Linked DNA regions of Homo sapiens: region 1 is linked to region 2. A link is a contact called in ENCODE Hi-C or POLR2A ChIA-PET data. All regions are on one chromosome and are shown on one strand. Each heading gives the region's core, a stretch centred on a gene start or an enhancer-like site at or near the end of the contact. The rest is flanking DNA. Distances are from core to core; before and after follow the strand shown.

Region 1 (4,000 bases), core at 1,019-3,518, 670 kb after region 2:
GCCTTTTTGACAACCCTCAAGTTCTTAGCAGTGAGTGAAGAATTCTCAGGGGCTCCCCACTGACCCATAGGTTAATAGATGTGCTTGTAGTTATTAGAATTAAATGAGGTGATTTTTCCTTTTTTTTTTTTTTCTTTGAGGGAAGGTCTGGCTCTGTGTCACCCAGGCTGGAGCAGAGCGGCGTGATCTCAGCTCACTGCAACCTCCGCCTCCTGGGCTCAAGTGATCCTCCCACCTCAGCCTCCCGAGTAGCTGGGACTATAGGTGCACACCATCCCGCGTGGCTAATTATTGTATTATTATTATTATTGTTGTTATTGTTATTATTATTATAATTATTATTTTGTAGAGACAGGGTTTTGCCATGTTGCCCAGACTGGTCTCGAACTCCTGGGCTCAAAACTAATCTGCCCACCTTGGCCTCTCAAAGTGCTGGGATTCCAGGCGTGAGCCATCACACCCAGCCTGAGATAATTTATCACATTGAGTCTTTAGCATGCTCCAGGAGTGTTCAAGGTTTTATAAACCTCAACTCACCTCATAGCAATGCTATGAGATAGATGCTAATATCAAGCCCATTTTTTTTAACACAAACAATCCCATAGTATTTATTGCCATCTTGTAGTAACACAACGGTAATCAAAACAATATGAATAAATCTTCACATTGGACAAAGGACATCTAAAAACAAACTGTATCCTTCTCAACAATTTCTCACTTCATTGATCATTTCTAGTTGGAGACACTTTGCAGCAGAGTAATATTACCTCCTTTTAGCATGATCCGACCCAGTTGTTTTCTTGACTTTGTTTTAGAATGAATCTCTTCTGCATCATCTAATACAAGGTTCATATACTCATCAAAACCAATGATACAGCCTTCTATCCGCATATTCACTTGCTCATAGAGCCACACCTGAATCCGCGATCTATTTTGTAAGTATCTGAAGATGAGGCTGATGGGCTGCACCATAACCTTCTGCACTTTCTGGCCCTGGCCACGGTACGCCATGGTGGAATTTCACCCATTTTTTTTTTTTTTTTATAATTTATTTTGTTTTGTTTTGTTTTTTGAGACAGAGTCTCACTCTGTTGCCCAGGCTGGAGTGCAGTGGCGCGATCTCGGCTCGCTGCAGGCTCCGCCTCCCGGGTTCAGGCCATTCTCCTGCCTCAGCCCCCCAAGTAGCTGGGACTACAGGCGCCCGCCACCACGCCCAGCTATTTTTTTTTAGCAGAGACGGGGTTTCACCATGTTAGCCAGGATGGTCTCAATCTCCTGACCTCGTGATCTGCCTGCCTTGGCCTCCCAGAGTGCTGAGATTACAGGCGTGAGCTACCGCGCCTGGCCCTAATTTTTTGTACTTTTAGCAGAGACAGGGTTTCACCGTGTTAGCCAGGATGGTCTCGATCTCCTGACCTCGTGATCCGCCCGCCTCGGCCTCCCAGAGTGCTGGGATTATAGGCGTGAGCCACCGCGCCCGGCCCTAATTTTTTGTATTTTTAGTAGAGACGGGGTTTCACCGTATTAGCCAGGATGATCTCGATCTCCTGACCTTGTGATCCGCCCGCCTCGGCCTCCCAAAGTGCTGGGATTACAGGCATGAGCCACCGCGCCCGGCCGAATATCAGGCCCATTTTACAGATGAGGAAACTGAATGCATAGCATGAAGGCAGTACCCGAGCCAAGGCCTGGCACATAGTAGGTGCTTAGTTTGAGCAGGATCTAAATCTCGTTTGGTCAGACCCACAGACACACAGCTCCATGAACAGTCGCTCCTGTCTCTCCAGGGGACCCCAGGAAGCACTTCATAAATATTTCAGTTCTTGAATTCTTTGGTGACTCTATACAGAGCCGCCAGGAAAGGTGAGCAGGGGCGGGAGAGGCAGCTTTCCAAGGGGGGCGGAGACATGAGGCACACATCAAGTCACTCGCCAGCCCGGATACACCAAAATGTACACAGCATGAGGAGAAGTCAGTCACACAGAGACACAGACACACCCAAGGCAAATACAGCCATGATATGTAGCAAGAGAAAAATGAGACACGTAGTCACATGCGCAGAGACACATGCCCCCCAGAGCAAACACAGACACACACGGACACACGCCCCATGACAAACACAGATGCACACAGAGAGACACACGGCCTTAAGCCTCACACACGGAGATTCACCAGATCCACACCCCAAGACAGAAGCAGGCACGTCCACTCCTGAGACCAATACAAACTCACTCTAAGAGAAGCACAGACACAACCAGGGCCTTCGCCTACCGGGGGCCGGGTTGGGAGGCTCTGGAGACCCTCGACCCTTGAGGAAGCCCCCATTCCAGCCTCCACCTGCGCCTCCAGGGCCTCCCACAAAGGTGGTGTTGGGCCCGTGGGGGAAACGCTGGGCGGGCAGAGAGATGGGGGCTTCCGCGGCAGGAGGGGCCCAACCGGGTCGGCTGCGTTGCAGAGCGTGGCTCTTGGGCGCCACCTAGTGGGCACATGGAGTAGAGGGCCCGGCTGCCCCAAGTGCAGATCCACATCTGTGCAGGTCCTGGGTTCATCTGTTTCTGCTTTTGTCTATTTGCGTCCCTGTGTGTGTGCGTCTGTTTCACTCTGTGTCTCAGTCTCTGTCTCTCTTCTCCCTGAATCTCTCTTTTTCTGTGTCTCGGTGTCTTTATCTCTCCATCCCTCTTTTTTCTCCCCTTCCCTCCCCCACGGCTTCCCCCACCTCCAGAGCCTGAGGCTTCGTCAATAAGCAAGCCAGGCATCTCCAGTGACCCAGCACACCCCACTTATAGCCGCATCTCTTGGGTCCCGTCCCTCAACGGCGTCTTGGTCCCCATGAGTGTCCACCTGCTATGACTCAGCCAGGGGCTGAGTGAGTGGGGGTGTGATACCCAACGGACTCTCACTCTGTCGCCCAGGCTGGAGTGCAGTGGTGCAACATCAGCTCACTGCAACCTCCACCTCCCAGGTTCAAGAGATTCTCCTGCCTCAGCCTCCCGAGTAGCTGGGATTACAGGCATGCGCCACCATGCCCTGCTAATTTTTGTATTTCTAGTAGAGACAAGGTTTTGCCATGTTGACCAGGCTGATCTCGAACTCCTGACCTCAGGTGATCCACCCACCTCAGCCTCCCAAAGTGCTGGGATTACAGACATGAGCCACCGTGCCTGGCTAATTATATCTATTTTTTAATACAGAGTCTCGCTCTGTTGCCCAGACTGGAGTGCAGTGGTGTGATCTCAGCTCACTGTAACTTCCACCTCCCAGATTCAAGTGATTCTCCTGCCTCAGCCTCCCGAGTAGCTGGGATTACAGGCGTGCACCACCACACCTGGCTAATTTTTGTGTTTTTAGTAGAGATGGAGTTTCACCATGTTGACCAGGCTGGTCTCAAGTGATCTGCCTGCCTCGGCCTCCCAAAGTGCTTGGAGTACAGGTGTGAGGCACCATGCCCAGCTGTGCCCACCAGTTCTGCCAGCCTGCTTGCTCCTATGTTCTGGTCTTTGGAGCAGGGATCCCAAAACTGGAGGCGGCTTGTGGCCCCCCCTGCTGTGTCTTTGTCCAAACAGAGCCAGGGCCCTGAGTCCAGTGTGGCTCGCCCCTCCTTCCCCAGGGCTGGCTGGTTCTAGCTTCCTGGAGGTGAAAGTGGTCATGGCATGGGGAGACCGGGGACACGGGGACAGTGAGGATTTGGATCTCAAGCAAGGAAAGGCCTGAAGAGAGACATTTGAGTGTTACCCTCAAACCCTTCGAGGAGGGCTGGCTCTCTTCTTCTCAAGAAGAAGAAACCCTACAGGCTGGTGGTCCCATCCCTGATCAGCCACTGCGGCCCCAGGTCCCCATGTTCCTGCCTGCTCTGTTGCTCAAAGGTGCTAGGCCAGGTGCATGGCTCATGCCTGGAGTCCCAGCTGCTCAGGAGGCTGGGGCATGAGGATTACTTCCAGGAGCTCAAGGTTGCAGTGAGCTATGATCGCGCCGTTGTACTCCAGCCTGGGCAACAGAGCAA
Region 2 (4,333 bases), core at 1,430-3,929:
GCGCTACAAACAGATGATGTGTTCTGATAGAAATAGGCTAGGTTCCTGCAGCAGGTGCTGTCATTTTGGAAGAGCTCAAGCCGTCTCACACCCTCAGGTGGGCCTGCTCATACCTGTGGTGTGGGTTCTACCTGGCTGATGGCTGAGGGTCTAGAATTGTGTGCAGTAGCGTTGATCGTGTACTGAGGTTGCAAACAGTGAACAGCACCATCTGGACATCGTGGATTAGAATGCAGGAGCTTCCCAAGGCTGCTATGACAAAGGACCACAAACTCAGTGGCTGCAAAACACACATTTATTTATTTGTTGATAGAGCCTTGCTCTGTCACCCAGGTGGGAGTACACTGGCTCGATCTTGGCTCACTGCAACCTCCGTCTCCTGGGTTCAAGTGATTCTCCTGCCTCAATCTCCTGAGTAGCTGGGATTATAGGCACACACCACCCTGCCCAGCTAATTTTTTTTTTTGAGACACAGTCTCGCTCTGTTGTCCAGGCTGAAGTGCAGTGGCACGATCTCTGCTCACTGGAACCTCCGCTTCCCAGGTTCAAGCAATTCTCTGCCTCAGCTTCCCGAGTAGCTGGGATTACAGGCGCCGGCCACCACACCTGGCTAATTTTTGTATTTTTAGTAGAGATGGGGTTTCACCATGTTGACCAGGCTAGTCTGGCGACTCCTGACCTCCAGTTATCTGCCTGCCTCGGCCTCCCAAAGTACTGGGATTACACGTGTGAGCCACCACGCCCGGCCCACACATTTATCATCTTACAGTTTGGGAGGTCAGAAGTCTGAAATAAATTTTAGGGGCAGGGCGGGTTCTAGGAGTCTTTCTTGCTTTTTCTAGCCACCAGAGGCTGCCCATCTTCCTTGCCTCTTGGCCTGATCTTTTTTTTTTTTTTTTTTTTTTTTTGAGACTGAGTTTTGCTTTTGTTGCCCAGGCTGGAGTGCAATGGCGCGATCTTGGCTCACCACAACCTCTGCCTCCTGGGTTCAAGCGATTCTCCTGCCTCAGCCTCCCGAGTAGCTGGGATTACAGACATGTGCCACCACGCCAGGCTAATTTTGTGTTTTTAGTAGAAACGGGGTTTCTCCATGTTAGTCAGGCTGGTCTCGAACTCCTGACCTCAGGTGATCTGCCTGCCTCGGCCTCCCAAAGTGCTGGGATTACAGGTGTGAGCCAACGCGCCCGGCCCTTGGCCTGATCATTGTAAAGCCTGCTTCCACTTTCCCATCTCCTTTGACTTTGACCTTTTGTATCCCTTTTTCACTTATTAGGACCTTTTAAGGACATTGTGCCCACCTGGATCACCCAGGAGACGCTCCCCAACTCAAAATCATTAACTGAATCACACCTGCAAAGTTGCAAAGTCCTTTTAGCTGTGTAAGGCACTGTATTCACAGATCCTGGGGGCGAGGACGTGGGGGTCTAGAGACGCATATCTTCGGGGGCCATGATCTGTCTCCTATATTAGGGACATAGCAGAAGTCCCACTGACCAGATAGAGGAGACTTAATAGAGTGACGAAGAAACTGTAAAAAGCTAAGTGGGAACTCAACATTTTTCTGCTCACAGCTCTCAAGGGAAAGACCAAAGTCCTCCCCGGTGGCCTTCAAGGTATTATATATCACCCCTCTGACCTCAACTCCCCCTCCCCTTTGCTCAGTGGGCCCCAACCACACCAGCCCCTTCCTGCTCCCTGGACACCTCTAAGCCTTTTCCGGCCTCTGGGTTTGACTTTCCCTCCTAGACCCATCTGTCCTTGGAGTCTCATCTCCGATTCCAGCTCAAATGTCATCTTCTCTGAGAGGCCCACCGCAGTGGCCCCAGTGAGAGAGTATCCTCTCTCCCCGCCTCCCACCACATGGCTGCTGGTCACTCTCCTATAAGGAATCATCTGAAATTATCTGCTTTAGTTATTCATTTCTTGCCTGTCTCCCCCAGATAGGAATTTTCCCTCCCTGAGACCACCAACTGGGTCTGCCATGTACACCGCTGGGTTCTGCAGCTCTGAGCAACCTGTCCGGCTGCTTTGTAGGTGCCCAGCACAGGTCACTCCTGTGCCCGCCAGGACTGGTCAGAGTGGAACAGACAGGGCGGAGGGGGCAGGGCAGCCCTGCCCGCCTGGACAGCCTGGAGAAGGCGGGAAAACGAGGCGGGAAAAGACAGCAAACAAGCCCTGCGGGTGGGTAGAGTGGGGAGCCCTGGCAGGCCCTGACGCCAGGCAGTGGGGCTTGGGGCGATCGGGCGAGCCATCAGGGTGCAGGTGGTCTCCTAGGGGCCCCCCACATTCCCTCGCAGTATTTACACATTGATTCCGGCCTTCTTAGACCTACTGGTCAATGCGTGCGAGTGGGGGGCTGCGAACGGACTTGGACTTAAGAGTTCAGGGGGTCTGTACCCTGGGGGTCCCCAAGGCTCCTGGGGTGTCCACGTGCGGGGGGTGACCAGGCCCTGCCACGCAGCCCCTTTGCACGCTGGGCGCGCCCAGCAGAGCGCGCAGGGCTGGGCGGAGCCGTGGCCCACTAGGCGGAGGCGCCGTGGACAGAGGCGGGGGCGCCCCCCACCCTCTTTCTCGCTTCCCGCCACTGCGTCGGCCAATCAGGAGGCAGGCGCCCGCCCCCGGCACGGCCTCCTGCGGCCCCGCAACTCCCAAATGCCGAGTTTTCGCGGGAAAAAAATCAGAGCAGCTGGCAGCGCGGCGGGCAGCGTTTGCCGAGCGGGCGCTCCGGGTCGCACGCAAGTCCGCGCGGGGTCCGGGCCACGCACGCGGTTTCATCGCCATCCCCAGCCGGGCCACGCGCGCAGGCAGACAAGCTGTTCGCGGCGACCGGAGAGGTGAGCGGGCGGGCCGGGTCGGGGTGCCAGCCCGGGCCGGGCGCACGGGGCTCGGGAACTTTGCAAAACTTTCCCGCGCGGCCAGCCCGGGCGCACGCATGTCCCGCACTCTGTCCCGGGATCCAGGGCCTCCCCTTCCACCTAACCCTCGGGAATCGTTCCCCGGCACACATCCGGCTGGAGCCGGGACCAGCGCTGCGTCCCCGGAGCCCGGCGGGGGGTCGAGCGCGCCGGGTGGGGGAGGGCCTGGCGAGCCGCCGGGGAGGATGTCAGGCTCCGCGCCTGCGCGCGGGGCGCCCCGCGATTCAATTGTCGCGCCCGAGCCCGATTTCGCGCGCCCTGAGTTCCCCGGGAGCATCTGGGCCAATGGGGAGCGAGCGGGGCGGGGCGGCCGGGTGCTGCGGAGCCAATAAGAGGCGGCTCAAGTGAAGGGGGGCGGGACTTGACGAGCGGGGGCCCCCTCTGTAGTCCCGGCGGCGGGGGTGGGCGTGGGCTCGCTGGCGCGACCCGCGCGGGCCAGTGGGAGTGCGGGAGGGACGCCGAGGGTCCAGGGTTTGGAGGGGCGCGAGCTGCCGGGGGTTGGAGGTCGAGGTGAGTCGCGGGGCGCGCGCGCTCGCGGGTGGCCGGGACGGGGCGGCCGGTTACCATGGCCACCGCGGGGCGGGCCCGGTCGCGCACGCGCGCGGGGGGGGCCGGCAAGGAGGGGGGGCGTGGGCACCGAGGGGTCCCGGGGTCCGCGGATCTCGGGTGGGGTTTTTCCCTCTCAGTGGCACTTGGTTGAGTTCCCCCGGGACTTCTGAAGTTCCGGCCCGCGCTGGACTTCTGGGATTCCCTCTTCCGTAAATAGGAATCCGAGGAATGAATGAATCAATGAATGAATGAATAAACGAACCAACTCGGCCACTTGGCCCGGGCCTCCTTTCTCCTCTGGTCGTGGGGAAGGAGGGATGGGTTGGACCTTCTGCTTTTCTTTCAATTCCCTCTTTTCATTCTCCTTCCTCCTCAATCTTCAACACTTGGCTAGTCGTTAATGCCTTAAGTGCTTAATTTGTTGTGTCTGGTCCTGGCCAGGGTCTGGCTGTACAGGAGGACTGGAAGGGCATCCTGGGAGTTTCCTGGTGTCCACAGGCCGGACAAAAGCAACCCCGACTCCTTAGAGCATGGCATGGCTCAGAGGTGCTGGTAAAACTGATGGGGGTTTTTGCTGTCCCTCCCCTCAGCGCCGACACCATGTGGATCCAGGTTCGGACCATGGACGGGAGGCAGACCCACACGGTGGACTCGCTGTCCAGGCTGACCAAGGTGGAGGAGCTGAGGCGGAAGATCCAGGAGCTGTTCCACGTGGAGCCAGGCCTGCAGAGGCTGTTCTACAGGGGCAAACAGGTACACCCGCCGCCAGCACCTTTGTTCTATGCCTGGTCCAGGCCTCGCGCCTCTGCAGCCACCAGCCGATACTTTCTCCCTCCCACCTCCCCCCCCAACAACCTCGTCCGGTCCCA

What was found. Hi-C counts contacts between places; a loop is a spot of excess contacts on that map. ChIA-PET counts read pairs that join two places held with the same protein, here RNA polymerase II (POLR2A). Pooled maps may share reads with other maps.
Region 1: a loop to region 2 is called in a pooled map, with 4 times the contacts of the local background. The contact joins the enhancer-like site here to the promoter of UHRF1 in region 2. A Hi-C loop is called at or near these places in 3 of 50 pooled maps. POLR2A ChIA-PET finds 5 or more read pairs at or near these places in 2 of 52 experiments (A549 and activated CD4-positive, alpha-beta T cell).

The regions. Positions count from the first base shown.
Region 1 is chr19:5,575,928-5,579,927 of GRCh38, forward strand. It overlaps the pseudogene SNRPEP4. Among named protein-coding and RNA genes, the nearest start is that of TINCR, 10 kb to the left of the region's middle. Within about 2 kb of position 2,269, at least 4 of the 41 ENCODE cell types and tissues checked have a DNase peak (open chromatin) inside an H3K27ac peak, as active enhancers do.
Region 2 is chr19:4,906,822-4,911,154 of GRCh38, forward strand. UHRF1 (ubiquitin like with PHD and ring finger domains 1) reads left to right here and starts at 2,680. Exons shown (of 17, transcript NM_001048201.3): 1 at 2,680-2,834; 2 at 4,055-4,217. The coding sequence starts at 4,065. It also overlaps a transcript of ARRDC5 not described here. RefSeq lists an enhancer at 1,713-2,619 and silencers at 2,439-2,518, 3,019-3,538.